3 separate regions of the Homo sapiens genome follow, and all the other regions are linked to region 2. Evidence: chromatin loops called from intact Hi-C (ENCODE). Cell type or tissue: IMR-90. All regions are shown on one strand.

Region 1 (5,000 bases), 1.3 Mb after region 2:
AATTTCTTGAAGCAGGGAGAACAAAGGACTAACTCTATTCCTCAGCCATATTTTGTGTATTTGGACTCAACTCTTGAAACTGCCGGGTTTTTCCTCCTTACGTTCATTTCCTTCGTAAATTTTAACTCTTGAGCAGTGGTTATGGAAATTAGAAATTGTTTTAAACTTTTGAAAAGCTATCCAGTGCTTACTGTGTAAGAGGTTCGTTGAGTTGATTAGATCATATTGTAGACCTAATAGATAATAAAGTTAAGATCACAGTATATATTGTTAATCTTGGCTGAGATGTCCCAAATGAATACACTTGGTCACAAAGGGATCCTAATTAGGAGAATATAATTGGATCAGAAAGGAGAAGGAAAAGGAAAAAAAATTCCAATTAGAGTAAACTCGTTGGATACAACATAGAAATGAATTTCTCCTTTCACTGATGAGCGGATGAGATACAGAAGCATTTAGAGGTAGTACAAAGCTGTTTAAAAAGTTGGCTTTCAAAATCATAATGTCTGACCATAGATGTCTCATATATATGCATAAGCAATAGAAAAAGAAAATGCTGTCAAATCCAGATATGCTCTAATAAGGAAATACAAAGGCCATTTCTCTTCAAGTGTATAATTATTAAAACAGATGACATCATCAAGGTCTTCAGAAACTGTCCATGCTATGCCTCATTCCATAGTGAAATATTTTAGTATCAAATAGACTTTCTCTGCCTTAGATAATTTGATCTTGTTTTTTTACCCATATATGATTGCCAAACTAATGAAGTATTTGGTGTAGTGAGAGATGTTTTAAAATTTTTGAATATGAAATAGGTTAATTACTGGTAGTGTGATTTCCTTTTTTAACAAACTTTAATATGGGAGTAAGCTGGTATTTTATAAAAACAAAAAGATTAGGTATGTTTTGTCAGAGTACTAAAGTATATATCTTTTAGTGCTTTGAGATTTACATGGTACAAGTCTTAAAATCAAGGTCTTCAAAAATAAAAACGATTAAGAACTGTTGCTTTTAAAGGAAATTATTTTATCTAAACATTAGCCTTCTCTGTACCTACCTCATGTAGATTGTAAATCAGGAAAATAATGAAATTTTAAGGATTGGTTGATATTCTTATCAAAGCCAAATCCAAAGCATATTATAGCTCCTTTCAGACAGAGCCATGTAGTATTTCACACTGCATATTCCTGAAACTATGTTAATTAGAGTTTTACTTAAAACCCATGTCTTAGAAGATGTTTATGTACATTGCCATTAAATCAGTAGTTTGTAAAGTGTAGGAAGAAAGAAGACTGCCTTAAAACTCAGATCAGGGCCCAGGATGGGTTTGAGTAACAAAAGAACCTTATTCTTCTGACTTTATGGAATATTTCAGTAATATTTGTTAAAGCTTAATTTCAAAGAAAGCACTTTTACAAAGAAAAATTACGAAAATACTCCCCACATTATTAACCTCTAAACTTAAAATAGCCCTGCTTTCCAGACATAGAAAACAACTTTTTACTTTTATATCTGTATTGCCAACTTAGTGGGAACTTTGAAATACCCAGTAGATCAACTTTTGTTTTTTCTTCAATCATTCAGTGGCCTTTTATTACATTACTCTATCTAAATGCACAATAATTTATAATATGTTAGTATACCTATTATCATAAGCCCAGATACTCATTTTCTAAAACTTACTGACTAAAAACTACAAGGTACAAAAATTTAGAATTGCATGTGGGTAAGTTACAACAAAAAAGAAATTTGCGGGGGTCTTTGAAAATCTTATTGGTATTTGCATAGAACTTTGGTTTTTTTTTTTTTTAATCTATGGAACTGCTGGCTTATACAGTTGGTTTAAGGACTACAGAAGGATCTATGTAGGTAGTATCTGCCTATGTTCTTAGTGATGATATGGATTATAATAGTATGTATACCTTACTTCATTCCTGCAAGATTTTGAAAGACCTAAGTTAATTTTAATAACCTAGGTATATTTGATCGGTAATGTATGTTTTTCTACCTTAATGTATTTGAGTTTAGAATAAGTGTATAGTAGTCAGTGACAAGTCTAATATGATAATGTTTTCTTATTTCAAACAGCTAGTTAAAGGCCTTCAGCAAGAGCTGAATCGATTGTATTCCCTTTTCTGTTCTCGGAATCCAGACTTTGAAGAAAAAGGGGGTAAAGTCTCAATAGTATCACATTCCTTGGGATGTGTAATTACTTATGACATAATGACTGGCTGGAATCCAGTTCGGCTGTATGAACAGTTGCTGCAAAAGGAAGAAGAGTTGCCTGATGAACGATGGATGAGCTATGAAGAACGACATCTTCTTGATGAACTCTATATAACTAAACGACGGTAAAATATCCTCATCTTTTGAAAAATTTTTAAATGTCTTTATGGAATTACTGGACCTCTTACGAGAAAACTAAGAATTTCATGATAAAGAAATAATGCATTGTTCAAGATACAAAGATTACTATATAGCATGCCTAATCAAGCTGGAGACTGTTGATTTTCATGCTAATTACATGCATTTTCCTGTAGCATAAAATAAATTCTTTTGTTATTCTCCTTGTTTTCCTTTCATCGTTTCTTCACAGTTTGTTAGGAGTGAAATTTAAAACTTATTCCAAGCTTAGTCACTGCATAGAATCCTTATTGAAAATGTTTACCAGTTTATAATCCTTTGTAGTTTTACTGACCTTTTGAGGTGGGTTTCTACCTTTCTTATTATTCTGAAAATAATTTTTAAGTGCTTTTTTTAAGCAAATATATTTTTTTACATGTTATATGTATAAACATAATTATATGTGTTATATAATTATAAGATTTTATTATTTAATCATTTGTGGCCCTCCTGATACTATCTTTTAATTCTTTGCTGCATTCCTATCTTCATCTCTAGTTACATGCCTTATCTTCTTTGTTCTCTTTATATGATTAATTCTAATATAAAAATGAAAAATCACTCATTTTGATAATTTACTAGCATATTAAAACAAATGTGCTAATTGACTAAAATTTTTACTAGTTTTGTTTTTGTCTTACAGATGTTAACTAAGGATTTCATTTAGAATCTTATTAAGTACCATAGGCTAGACACACAAATATTATAGTGTCAAAATAATTGACAGGTTTGAAATAAAATGTCATGTTTGGCAATACTCGGAGCAGCATTTTAGATGTATAAATCCAGTAAAACTTTAAAAAAAGAAAAAAAAAGCATGGAAAATAACAAATTTTTTTTTTTTTTTTTTTTTTTGGAGACGGAGTCTTGCTCTGTTGCCCAGGCTGGAGTGCAGTGGCACGGTCTCAGCTCACTACAACCTCTTGTCTTCCAGGTTCAAGTGATTCTCCTGCCCCTGTCTCCCCAGTAGCTGGGATTACAGGCAACTGCTACCACGCCCGGCTCATTTTTGTATTTTTAGTAGAGATGAGATTTCACCATGTTGGCCAGGCTGGTCTTGAACTCCTGACCTTAAGTGATCCACCCACCTGAGCCTCCCAAAGTGCTGGGATTCCAGACATAAGCTACTGCGCCTGGCCAACTATAGCTTTTAAAAAATAATAATGATAATAATAACTTAATTCCATAGTTTACTAAATGTAAGTAGCTATGAAACATTGTAATTGAAAATGATGTTCATCAACAGAAGGGTTAGACTATATGGTTCACCTGTATTTTGGACAGTCATAGTTGTTACAAAAAAAAAATTGAAGTAGGTCAGGAGGCAATGAAATGAAAAGATCTCTAAACTCTTAAGTATAGAAAAGAGAGAACAGTATATATGGTATTAACCATTTGGTATAATTTTTTAAAAGATGTATATGTGCTTGTATATGACTCACATTTTACTACAAAAAAGCTGTTAACAGCAGGTATCATGACAACTAGCGGTACTTTACTAATTATTTCATAAATTTTTATATACTTTCTGTACTGTGGCAGAGACATTTATTAAATACTGTCAACCAGGATTAATGTGAGGGATAGTGGGCCATCATCTGCGTCTTTATACTTTAGTAAGCTAGCAAGCATCTAATATTTATGAAATTATAAATACGTGTGTGTATATAATCTCATACCCCTTCTTAGGCTGAAGGAAATAGAAGAACGGCTTCACGGATTGAAAGCATCATCTATGACACAAACACCTGCCTTAAAATTTAAGGTAAGGAAAGAGCAATGTGTTCTTCAACATTGATCTCAGTATTTTTTTTAACGTCATGTGAAATATGCCTTTAGGATTCAAATGAAAGTTTATTGTTCTTTCAAAATAAATATTTATTCAACATATACTATATGTTGGACACTGCCATTTCTGGTTGTACAAAGAAAAGAATAGACAAGTCAGTTCCCCAGTCCTCAGGTTATATGGCACAGTATTATTGATGCTATTATCAGTATACAGAACAATATATGTACAGGAGAGGGAGGTTCTAATTTTGCCTGCAAAAGTTTACAAAGGAGTGATATTTGTACTTGGTCTCAGTAAATTAGATATTGCCAAGTGAAAGAAAGGAGAGATGCTATTCTGTTTAAGAGGAATGGCATAAACAAAGGCATAGAGGGCTGTAACTTCATATACCTCAAGAAACATCAGCTAATCTAGAATAGTGGTAAAGAAAAATAGAGACAGATGAGAAATATTTACTATTTAGAATTAAGAAATCTTAATGACCACCTAGTTGGTCAGTGGTGAGAAAAAAATCAGAGGAAGTATATGAGTAATGATTCCAGGGATGGAAAGCTGACATTTCAATGGATGAACAATATATGACAAAAGCACAAGACAGAGGTGCACAGGTTAGCTTGGAGCTGTGTGAGCAAACTTAGTTTAGCTATAATATACAGAAGTCAGGACAAGGAGGCAGTGAGAGAGCAGGAATAGCTAGAAATAAGGAACTTACATTGATATAGGCATTGGGAAGCTTTGCAGGGTTTTTAAGTATTAGAATGACCTGTTGAAAGCAGTGATTTAGGAAAATGTGGCAGAGGTG
Region 2 (5,000 bases):
GTTAATAGCATATCATTATAAATGTGTTATTGCTAGAAATTAGCAGCCAAAATATAACACGATAGAGTGTTCCTTGTAGCTTCCTTGCTCATCTTACATTGCCCATTGTAACATTTTTAGGATTGTTAACCATATCATTTCTTCATGTTTCACAGTACTGCACTTATAATTAGTGTCTATCAGTGTCTGTTATCATACTGTCCTCTTGGCTTTCAACCAGTTAATTATTTGTTGGATTGCTTTTCAGAGTACTGGCTGCCTTCCCTATGACGTGCTGCCTCCCTTCCCGCTGATCATCTTACTCTTCTGTTCTTTGCTATTTTCAGACACTATTTTGCACTCATTATGCACAAGTTCAAACTTTAGTCATGTGAAGAGAGCTGAGTGCCTTGTCTAATTTTTCAGCACCAAACCAAATAAACAAAAAACGCATAAAGTCCATTTAAAAATATCCACACTGCATCAGGGAACAGAGAAGCTTTTTCTCTCTCATGTGAAATCTTCTCCAGGAAACCACCAGGACTGAGGCCCCCATGGCGCACACATGCTTGCTTTAGGTGCTTACGTTAAGATGGTATTTCATTAGTTTTGGATGGTCCCTTCCACAGAGCTCAGATGCTATGCTTCTTTCTATTTTAAAAGGGGGGACGAAAAGATTGGCTTTTCATCCAAAATACTCATGTTCTTCTAGCATATTAAAATTCATTTGTGACTAAGTCATTATAGTGAAGTACTTGGAAACCTTTCTATTCTAGAGAGTTCTGGGCACAAACACATTTACAGTGTGCACTAATGCCAGGCTCATGTCCTCACGTCCTCCAAGGGACAGGGATGAGCTGGGTCATAAACCAAACAGTGGGACTCTGGCAATCCCTTTTAGCTCAGGCAGATGCAAAATTGAAGACCCAAAAGAAGCCTTCCAAAGGTCACAGCAGGTTGCTCTCAGGAAAAGAGAATCAGTAATTTATTTTTAAGCAATCTCTTAGCCTCTGTGACAGTTATGTTTCCTTGTAAGCTGCTTTGGAGCCACTCACCACTCTGAAATTGCAGAGTAGGCTACGAACAATCCGGCTTCGTAAGAACATGCAAGTGAGGACCCACGAGGAGATATTCTTGTGCTTTTTAAAGTGCTTCTCTCACTTTGCTTCCTAAACTGCCTTAATTGAGGCAAGGGAGCCAACATGAGTGAGTTCCTTCCCGCGGCTTGCTCTGCCGTGGAGTTCAAGGATGCCTGAGCCCTCAAAACACGGCGCGGTGCAGTTGGGCTGATGGGAAGTCCTGAACAGCTTGCTGAATTATTACTTCATTCTCGGCTGAAGCAGCAGGAGGCGAGATGATGAGTGAAGGAAAAAACCCATGGACTCCAGCGTGGGCTGAAGGAACCAAAACAAACACTGAGAAGACAGGCCAATACTGAAATCTGTTTCAAGGATGGAGCGCGCAGGAATGTTTCACCATATTTTGTCTAAGGAACAGATTTCATTTTTTAATGGCTGTATTAATCAGTGGAAGCAGAACGGCAGGAAGGAATCCGTTTTCCCCTCTCCCCAACGCCTCCCGTGGCTCGCCCGGACATTCCCCCCATTCTTTGTACTGAAGGTGGCCTGGAAGTTTTAGAGGCGTGAGACAGGTTCTGAACTCGCATGCCCTTTCTTTCTCCTTCCCGAATAAATTTTGCGTAAGAATATTTGGGACAAGGAATCCACCATGGCGGGGTGCAATAAAAGCGTTTCACAAATTATGATTTCCCATTCTCTAGGCAGTTCAGCTCTGCCTAACAGCTCTAATTTCCTAGACAAATAGTCCTCCCTGTCCTCTCCAGCTGCTCACAGGCGCCTCTCTCTGGGTATTCTTTTTAAAATCCCTCTCCTGGGGAATTTTTAAAAAAGCTTCTCGCACTTTTTCATGCGATTTTCATGGTTCCATCCATCTCCCCACTTTTTTGGTCAAAGCCTTCCTCCCAAATATCAATTGCTTTTTCAACCCGTCCATACTACTGCTCAGCTGTTGGTTGAGCTTCTCCTAGCCTCCTGCTGCTGTCACTGGGCCAATGGAAGCCAGTCCCTTGCCTCTTTGTTCTATTATTTTATGGCAAGATAATAAACTTCTACATTTTTGAAGTACTTTTCACCGACTTGATATCAAGTATTTTGATAATCACAAAGTGATCAAACACATGTTCTCTTTTTCCAGTTACATAATGAGATCAAATATTGATTAGCAGTGAGTAGATAGATGTATATTGTACACACACACATACACCCGACCATCCTCCTTTTGGCCTATGGAGACTGTTACTCCAAAGAGCCGACACATTTGTGTTGACATTTCAGTCATCCAAGAAAGCTGCCAATGTCACTTCCTTTGAATATTTTCCTTCAGTTTTCAGGAAAGAGTTGGTGGGACTAGCTTATCATGGATGGCATGAGCTGAGGGGATGGTAATTTTTCACAAAAGTAGACATTGTTCGAGGCTAATAGTAAGCTGTAATCTAGACTCATAACTGTAGAGGGCGCTCTTGACTTAATAATGACAGCATTGCCATTGTCACTCCAGGAAGCTGGGAGGTGACAGAGTATCCTTTTATTACCAAGTATTTTATGGGGAAAGAGAGAAGGTGCCTTTTGGAATAGACAAGAAATCCATATTGTTTCATATTACCTTTTATAACATGTCTTCTTAAGAATAAGCTCATCATCTAATTCGTAGCCCCTGGTTACAGTTTTGTTGAAAGTGCAGAAGCTTCCAACTAATGAGAATGAATCTCATCAATGTCTCATACCTTGTGTTGGTCCTGCCACTTGGTAATGGGTGCTTTGCGTGCTGGGAGCTGGGAGCGATCTTCCAAAAATGGCAAGTGGGGTGGGCACTCCTTTGCGGAAAAGCCTTCTGTGGGTTTCAATTTCATTTAGCATGAACTCCCCACTTCTTACTGTGCCCTACCAAGGCCTTCTAGGATATAGCTTCTTCCTACACTTCAAGCTCTCTTTCTCTCTTCCTTCCCAGGGGCCGAATCTGGGACAGCACATGGACCTTGCCAAGCGGGGCACACTCTGTGGCATCTGCATTTGCTCTTCCATCTGCACAGTGAGCTCTTCCGTGCATCTTCCAAAGGCTGGCTCCTTCCCATTTCTCAGTCCTCTGGTCATAGAAACCCCTTGGAGGGAACTTTTTTGACTACCTCATCTAAAATAGGCCCGGCCCCAGCCAGCTTTTCTTTTTTAATTAAAAATTTAATTGTGATATAATTCACATAAGATTTCACAAAACACCACATTCACCATTTAAAAGTGTACGATTCAATGGTTTTCGGTATATTCACAATATTATACGGCCATCACCACTATCTAACTTCAGAACATTTCCATTGTCCCCAAAAGAAACCTCATACCATGAAGAAGTCACGGCCCACCTCGCATTCCTCCCAGCCTCTGGCATCCACTCATCTACCGTCTTGTCTGTATGGAATTGCCTGTGCTGGGTATGACACACCCACTTCTTTTTAAATGTTAAAGCACCCTGTTTGTTTCCTTCCTGGCATGGATGTATTTGCTCATTTACTTGTTTACCATTTATTCTCACAATCTATGAATAAGTCGCAGAGTTTCTTCACAATTCAGTCTGCCCAGCCTTAAAGTGAGCCCAGCCTTTCACCATAGGATCCAATCTATGTGGTGGTGCAACCACTTCTGGGGCTACTGTGGAAGAGACTCGTCTGTGGTAGCATGCCCTCCAAGAGTTCTTGAGGGCTCTATATCTTTTGAAGGATTTTCTGCTTTTCACTTGCAACCCACAGAGTCATAACTGATTTAATCACCTTCTTCAGAGTACTGCGTGCATTTGTAGAAGACTCTTTAAGGCCTGGGCTTCTTGCTGCAGCAATAAATACCAGTAACCTTTACAGAGCATGGGCCGTATGTCAGGCACAGGGATATGTGCTTCACTTGTATTTTTTCCACTTGGTTTTATTACAGTCCTGTGAAATAGGTATAATTATTGCATCCCATTTTAAAGATGAGAGAATTGAGGTTAAGGGAATTGGCACATTTTACTCAGCTAGTTTGTGGCAGAGTGGAGACTGGAGTCCCAGCAGTTAGACCTCCAGGGCTCATGCTCTTAACTATTCTGCTCTTTCTTCAGCCTCTCAGACTTCAGTCAAGTGTTAGCACGAAGTGACGGTGTGATGTTTGCATGCGGCATATGAATATTATTGCTCCTGGTAAGATTGTTTACGATGACATCATAGACAAAGAAATGTTTCCTTGAGTTCCTAGTATAGCAGCTGAGCAACAGTTTTTGTTATATGGGATTCTTTTCTGCCCTTTAGTTTGGGAAGTGACCAGCAAGGTGTCCTGGGAATGCCAGGGGGCTGTATAAGTCTTTGCGCATGGATGAAAGGAAGAGGCATGAGATGGAAGCTCATGCTTCCAGAGCAGATGGCCCTTGGAAGAACTTGGTTTCCTGCAGGAGGGTTGACTCCCAGGAGAACTACATCTCAACAGCTTAGCCATGTGTATTAGTCAGAGTTCTCTGGAGAAATATAACTAATACATGATATGTTTTATATATATATGTGTATATATATGTATATATATATATGTGTATATATATGTATATATATGTGTATATATGTATATATGTGTATATATGTATATGTGTGTGTATATATGTATATATGTGTATATATGTATATATATTCATATATATGTATATATATGTGTGTATATATATGTGTATATATATTTAAAGAGATTGATTTTTGAAGAATTGGCTTATGTGATTACAGAAGCTGGAAGTCCCAAATTTACAGGGTGGACCAGTAGGCTAGATAACCTGGGAAGAGCCAGTGCTGTGGTTCAAGTCTGAAGGCTGTCTGCTGCAGGATTTATACTTGCTCAGGAAAGGTCAGTCTTTTGTTCCATTTAGGCCTTCAGCTGATTGAATGAGGCCCACCCATATTATGGAGGGCATTCTGCTTTACTCAAAGTCCACTCATTTAA
Region 3 (5,000 bases), 1.3 Mb after region 2:
GTGCACATTGTTTCTCAATGTGCCATTGAGACACAAGGCACAGTAAGTCAGGATTCTGAGGCATTGGAAGGGTTTTCTTCAGCTGTAATTGTTTCCACAGTGCTTTTCATCTGAGGGGCTCAAAGTTTAAGAGTGCATTCAATAACCCATGTACTAGCTTCTTGAGGTAAGTAAATAAATCTTGTTCTCATGTTACATGTTAATACACCAAGGCACCAAAACATTTAAAGTGCCATGAATTAGATTACATCAGAAATCAGAAAAGCTTGGATTGAGCTAGTCACCGTGGTTCACGCCTGTAATCCCAACACTTCGGGAGGCCAAGATGGGAGGATCTCTTGAGCCCAGGATTTCAAGACCAGCTTGGGCAACATAGTGAGACCCTCTTCTCTGCAAAAACTGACAAAAATTAGCCACTTGTAGTGGTGTACACCTGTAGTCCCAGCTACTCAAGAGGCTGAGGTGGGAGGATCACCCGAGCCCAGAAGTTCAAAGCTGCAGTGAGCTCTGATCACACCAATGCACTCCAGCCTGGGTGACAGAGCCAGACCCTGTCTCTAAAAAACAAAAAAGAAAAGCTTGGGTTGAAGCCAGGCCATATTCTTTTATATGCTGTTCAATGACTTGATTCACATGTGACCTTTTAGTAGTTTGCAAACAATAATAACAGAAGTTGCAATTCATAATTCAGAGAAATGACCATGAAGCCGGTGTTTCCCTGCTTGATTTCTATGTTCTTGGATTCTCACACAAAAGAGGAGTTACCTAGAGGGGATCAGTAGCCATCCCTGTTGCACACAACCCTCACTTCTGAGTGGTTTCCACTAGGTTCCACTTAAGGTGCTGTCTTTTCTTAACTTGCAAGGAATTGCTTAGCTTCCCAATAATCATTGTCAAACTGGGAGCAAAGTTGGTCAGCTGTATCTCTCACCTCCTCCTTTCTTCATAAGATAGTAGAATCTGTGGCTTACTTGTAGGTTTTACTTAGTGCTTCAGTACTGTTGGCTGTTTTGGCCTTTTGCTGAATTTGCACAACAACATAAAGCACTTCTTTTTAATGTTTAAAAAAAATTCCAAGGCTCCATGACCAAGTATGTGACTCACTAAGAAACCCTTGCTATAAAAGGCTTTTGATGAAATCTTAGCAAAGCTAAATTATCTCTAACTTAGAGATTCCTATGAACTCAGGTCATTTTCATAGCCTGTTTATTTTGTAGGTCTAATTTAGTTCTCAGGAAAATTAAACTCATGCTATATGACTGTATCGTTAAAGGTACTTGAGCGTATGTTGCTGTAGGTGGTATGACACTCAAATGCATAAGAACTTGAAGGGATTTATTCTTAACCACTAGAATATGAAGAGCCCTTTTTACCTGAGAAGAGTGAAATTATGTCAGACCTTTTAATTTGATATCACTGAGTAAAAGGTATGTTCCTATAGCCATAGGAATATGTCTGCTTCCTTTTTTTCATGTTGAGAAAACAGTCAAATTTAACCATTTGGAGTTTATTTGAATTCTTGGAAAGAGCAATATTCAAAACCTTTTCAAAAATAAGATATTCTGGACTACTGGATGGATGTTTTGTTTTCAGTTCATTTTTCATCAGTAGAGATGGTGATTTCGGTTTTGTAGTATCCTTGTTTCTATGTCTGTGCATGTTAACATTGGATGTATTTGTATATACTTAATTAATATACAGACTGTGTGTCATTCTGGCTTGATTAGAAGCTAAGTCAGTTACTGAGTAACATTTTGCAACTTTATTCCAGCAAGTACTAAATCGGCCAAAAAAAGTTTTGTTTTTGATACCATTAAAATTTTATTCTCTATTTTGTGTACATGCTATGATGATTCTCCCAAGTACTGATTAGATCACTGAACTTTAGTTAGCTTCCCAAGAATTATTAACCGTTAGAATAAGACTTAGATTAAATCTTGCTTTATTTTTACTTTAAAATTAGTCTTGCTAAGGCCTTATGTTAGTTCATACTTTCTTTTCAACAGTAATCTTGTTTATAATCCAGTGTTTCTGTGTTTTAGGACATAATTTAAAAATATACTGGATTTTGGCCAGGTGTGGCAGCTCATGCCTGTAATCCCAGCACTTTGGGAGGCCAAGCAGGGAAGATTACTTGAGCCCAAGAGTTGAAAACCAACCTGGACAACATGGTGAAACCCAGACTCTACAAAAAATGCAAAGATTAGCTGGGTGTGTTGGCAGACGCCTGTGGTCCCAGCTACTCAGGAGGCTGAGGTCGGTAGGACTGCATGATTCCGGGAGGTCAAGGCTTCAGTGAGCCAAGATTGCACCACTGCACTCCACCTTGGGTGACAGAGCTGGACACTGTATCCAAAAAAAAAAAGTATGTATTTACACACACACACACACACACACACACACACTGGATGTTCTAATAACTGCTCTTTTGTATGTGAAGCAAGCCTTAGGAATCTTACGTTTTACTTCTTTCTGTTAAACGGCATCTGTTATCTTTTGAAGTACTCACACTGAACATGCTTCATGCTGAATACTCACGCTAAAGGCCTCAGACATGTAAACATTCATCCTTAGTCTCTTTTTTCTCTGTTTTCTCATTGGGAGCTGAAGCATCCTAGTCTGCAGAAAATTTAACACACCATATTCCAGCTTTGCATCACCTAGACAGTAGACAAAAGGAAAAGAAATTGTCAGTACCGTATCACAGCTAGTGCCTCTGTTCATTCCAGTGATAGTACATGAGCCCCTTCCAGTGGAGTCAGATCAAGCCAAAAGATTTTCCTGTAAAGTCTGTAGTAGAAGACAAATTTCTTTTTGATCCATTAGATTGGTATTTCTATCTTCTCAGCTAATTAATGAGTAAGGCATGTGGACAATCGAGAAAACTAATTTGAGTGTATGTATTAAAATTGCTCTTCTAAAAACACGTAAAATATTAAAGATCAAGGCAGAGCAAAAAAGAACGTAGCAATCATATACTAGAAAAAGAAACTAAGTTTTGCTAAACTATGTTTGGGTTAGTTGACCTCTGTAGCTATTCTAAAGTTTTCTATCCCTTATCTGTATTCCGCTGTCATTCCTGTGCCTCAAGCCTCTGCCAGGAATCTGATGGTACTCTGGCTGAACTTAAAACATAAGAATCTCAAAGGTCTCATTTAGTAAATGTTAGTGCTAAGTTGGTGACAGCCTGGGTTATATGCTTTCTCTTTCAGTCTTCAGTAGATGCTTGTGATAGTTTTCAAAGAACTGTAAAATTTCCGGGTCTGTACAGATTTTTAGAGATCATTTAATCCAACCCTGTTACAGTATCATGTCAGCATTTAAATAGCAGTAAAGGTCATGAAAAGTGAAGTGAAAGGCAGCAAACTCCATGAAAAACTAAATACAGTGACAACTGAGGGAAGTGGTAAAGTAAAAAAATATTAATGATGGAATTTTAAAGCTGGAAGGGGCATAGAGACCATTCTTTTCTCAATAATATTCTGCAAATATTAACAGGTGTCATGTCAGAAACTAAGTTTAGGAATTGACAAATTCAAAAATCTCCCTTACAGCAGGGCTTTGAGAGCCTTTGCTACACTAAATGCTCTGTGAATCTATCTGGTGCTGCGTGGGGGCCTCCAAATTTATTTAACCATATTTTTTAATTTGGCATTTACCTAGAGAAATGCTATCACATTTAATTCCTTCGTTTTACAGTTTCACCTCCTCATGTGATTCCTTCATTTTGTAAGTGACCGATTCCACCCTATACAATCACATGGCCAATGAATGACAGTCAGAATTAGAACCTAGTCCCCTGATTCCCAACCATGTCTTATACCAGACTGTTTCCCCTAATCGATAGGAAACTACTCCTAAAGGGCAGAAACTGCCTCTCTTTGTTTTTGTCCCCCAACCTCCCCTCCACACATACACCTCTGTAATCTGATGCTTTAAGCTCAGATTAAAGCATCAGCAAGCTTTAATCTGACACATGGCCGTAGGCTTGAGTTAGCAGTTGGTCCCTTCTTTCTTCCAGACTCTCATAAGAGTACCCTATCAGGTCTGGACAGACTTCCGTTTATGCCTCAGATTCAAAATACCCAGGAAAAAGAAGAAGAAATACAAAACAACAAAAAGAAAATCAAGAAAAAAATAAGATATCCAGGAAATATTTTGTTAGTTTTCTATTCTGGTGACAAATGCAAACTTAAGGAAACAAGTTGCACAGTGTTAACTAATGTTTAACATTCCTTTCCATAGTGTTTATGTGGGCCTTTTATCAATTCATGACAAATAGGTCACCTCCAAAACTGTTCCAACATAGGTTAACTCAGAAATTTAAAATTTAAGTACTATCCTTTTTGGAGACTATGAGAAGAGTTTTTACTATTGTGTTTTGTTTTGTTTTTTGGTGTGTGTGTGTATGTATGTGCATTCCCCAAAAATAGTCCATTGGCAGATTGTTAGGGTGAACTTTTCCTCTGCCTTTGTGTTTGTATAAGGGCGGGTGCATGCTTAGTATTGTCTGCTACCTTATGGTTTTTCATTTATATGTAACATGGTACAACTTGCTTCCTCCCCACCCAACAGTTGTCAGGATATGTTGGGGAATATTCTTTAGGAAGATTACATCTGGTCTTCTGTTGGAGTAAGATGAAAAACAAGTATGTTAACACTTGACCTTTACTGCTTTCTCCTGGAAGACATTGAATATCTAGGAGCGTCACTCATACCTTCCCTTGACTGTACCCACACCCACTGCGGTCCCTGCTTGATCTCTCAAACTTTTTGTTTCCCTTTGAGCTTCATGACAAAAAATTATAACCATTTTCTGGTTCTAAGGCTGCCATAATCCCAACTTTGCCAGTAAGAAGATGGAGAATTTTTGCTCATAGGGACATTTCTCAGAAGCAGCTGGCACCATAACTCTCCTGAGACCCTTGTTTCCTTTCTTTCAGCTCCTATGACTTCTTATGTTCACTCTCTCTAACACTACTAAATGTTGTCAATGACTG

What was found. Peaks named below come from ENCODE experiments on the same cell type or tissue, not always from the same donor. Only the 100,000 strongest peaks of a DNase experiment are listed, where the experiment ranks them.
Region 1: a loop joins it to region 2, with 12 times the contacts of the local background. A loop is called at or near these places in 5 of 110 quality-filtered maps.
Region 3: a loop joins it to region 2, with 5 times the contacts of the local background. A loop is called at or near these places in 4 of 110 quality-filtered maps.

Annotation. Positions count from the first base shown.
Region 1 is chr14:53,060,297-53,065,296 of GRCh38, reverse strand. It overlaps DDHD1 (DDHD domain containing 1), which reads left to right. Exons shown (of 13, transcript NM_001160148.2): 7 at 2,092-2,354; 8 at 4,096-4,171. Among named protein-coding and RNA genes, the nearest start is that of DDHD1, 91 kb to the left of the region's middle. In IMR-90, no CTCF peak of the experiment used is centred here; a DNase peak (open chromatin) is centred at 2,226.
Region 2 is chr14:54,345,706-54,350,705 of GRCh38, reverse strand. No RefSeq gene overlaps it. Among named protein-coding and RNA genes, the nearest start is that of CDKN3, 49 kb to the left of the region's middle. In IMR-90, a CTCF peak has its summit at 2,516 (motif pointing right); no DNase peak of the experiment used is centred here; H3K27ac peaks cover 178 bases.
Region 3 is chr14:53,040,798-53,045,797 of GRCh38, reverse strand. It overlaps DDHD1 (DDHD domain containing 1), which reads left to right. Exons shown (of 13, transcript NM_001160148.2): 13 at 1-5,000. Among named protein-coding and RNA genes, the nearest start is that of FERMT2, 92 kb to the right of the region's middle. In IMR-90, no CTCF peak of the experiment used is centred here; DNase peaks (open chromatin) are centred at 1,157 and 2,507; H3K4me3 peaks cover 223 bases; H3K27ac peaks cover 2,380 bases.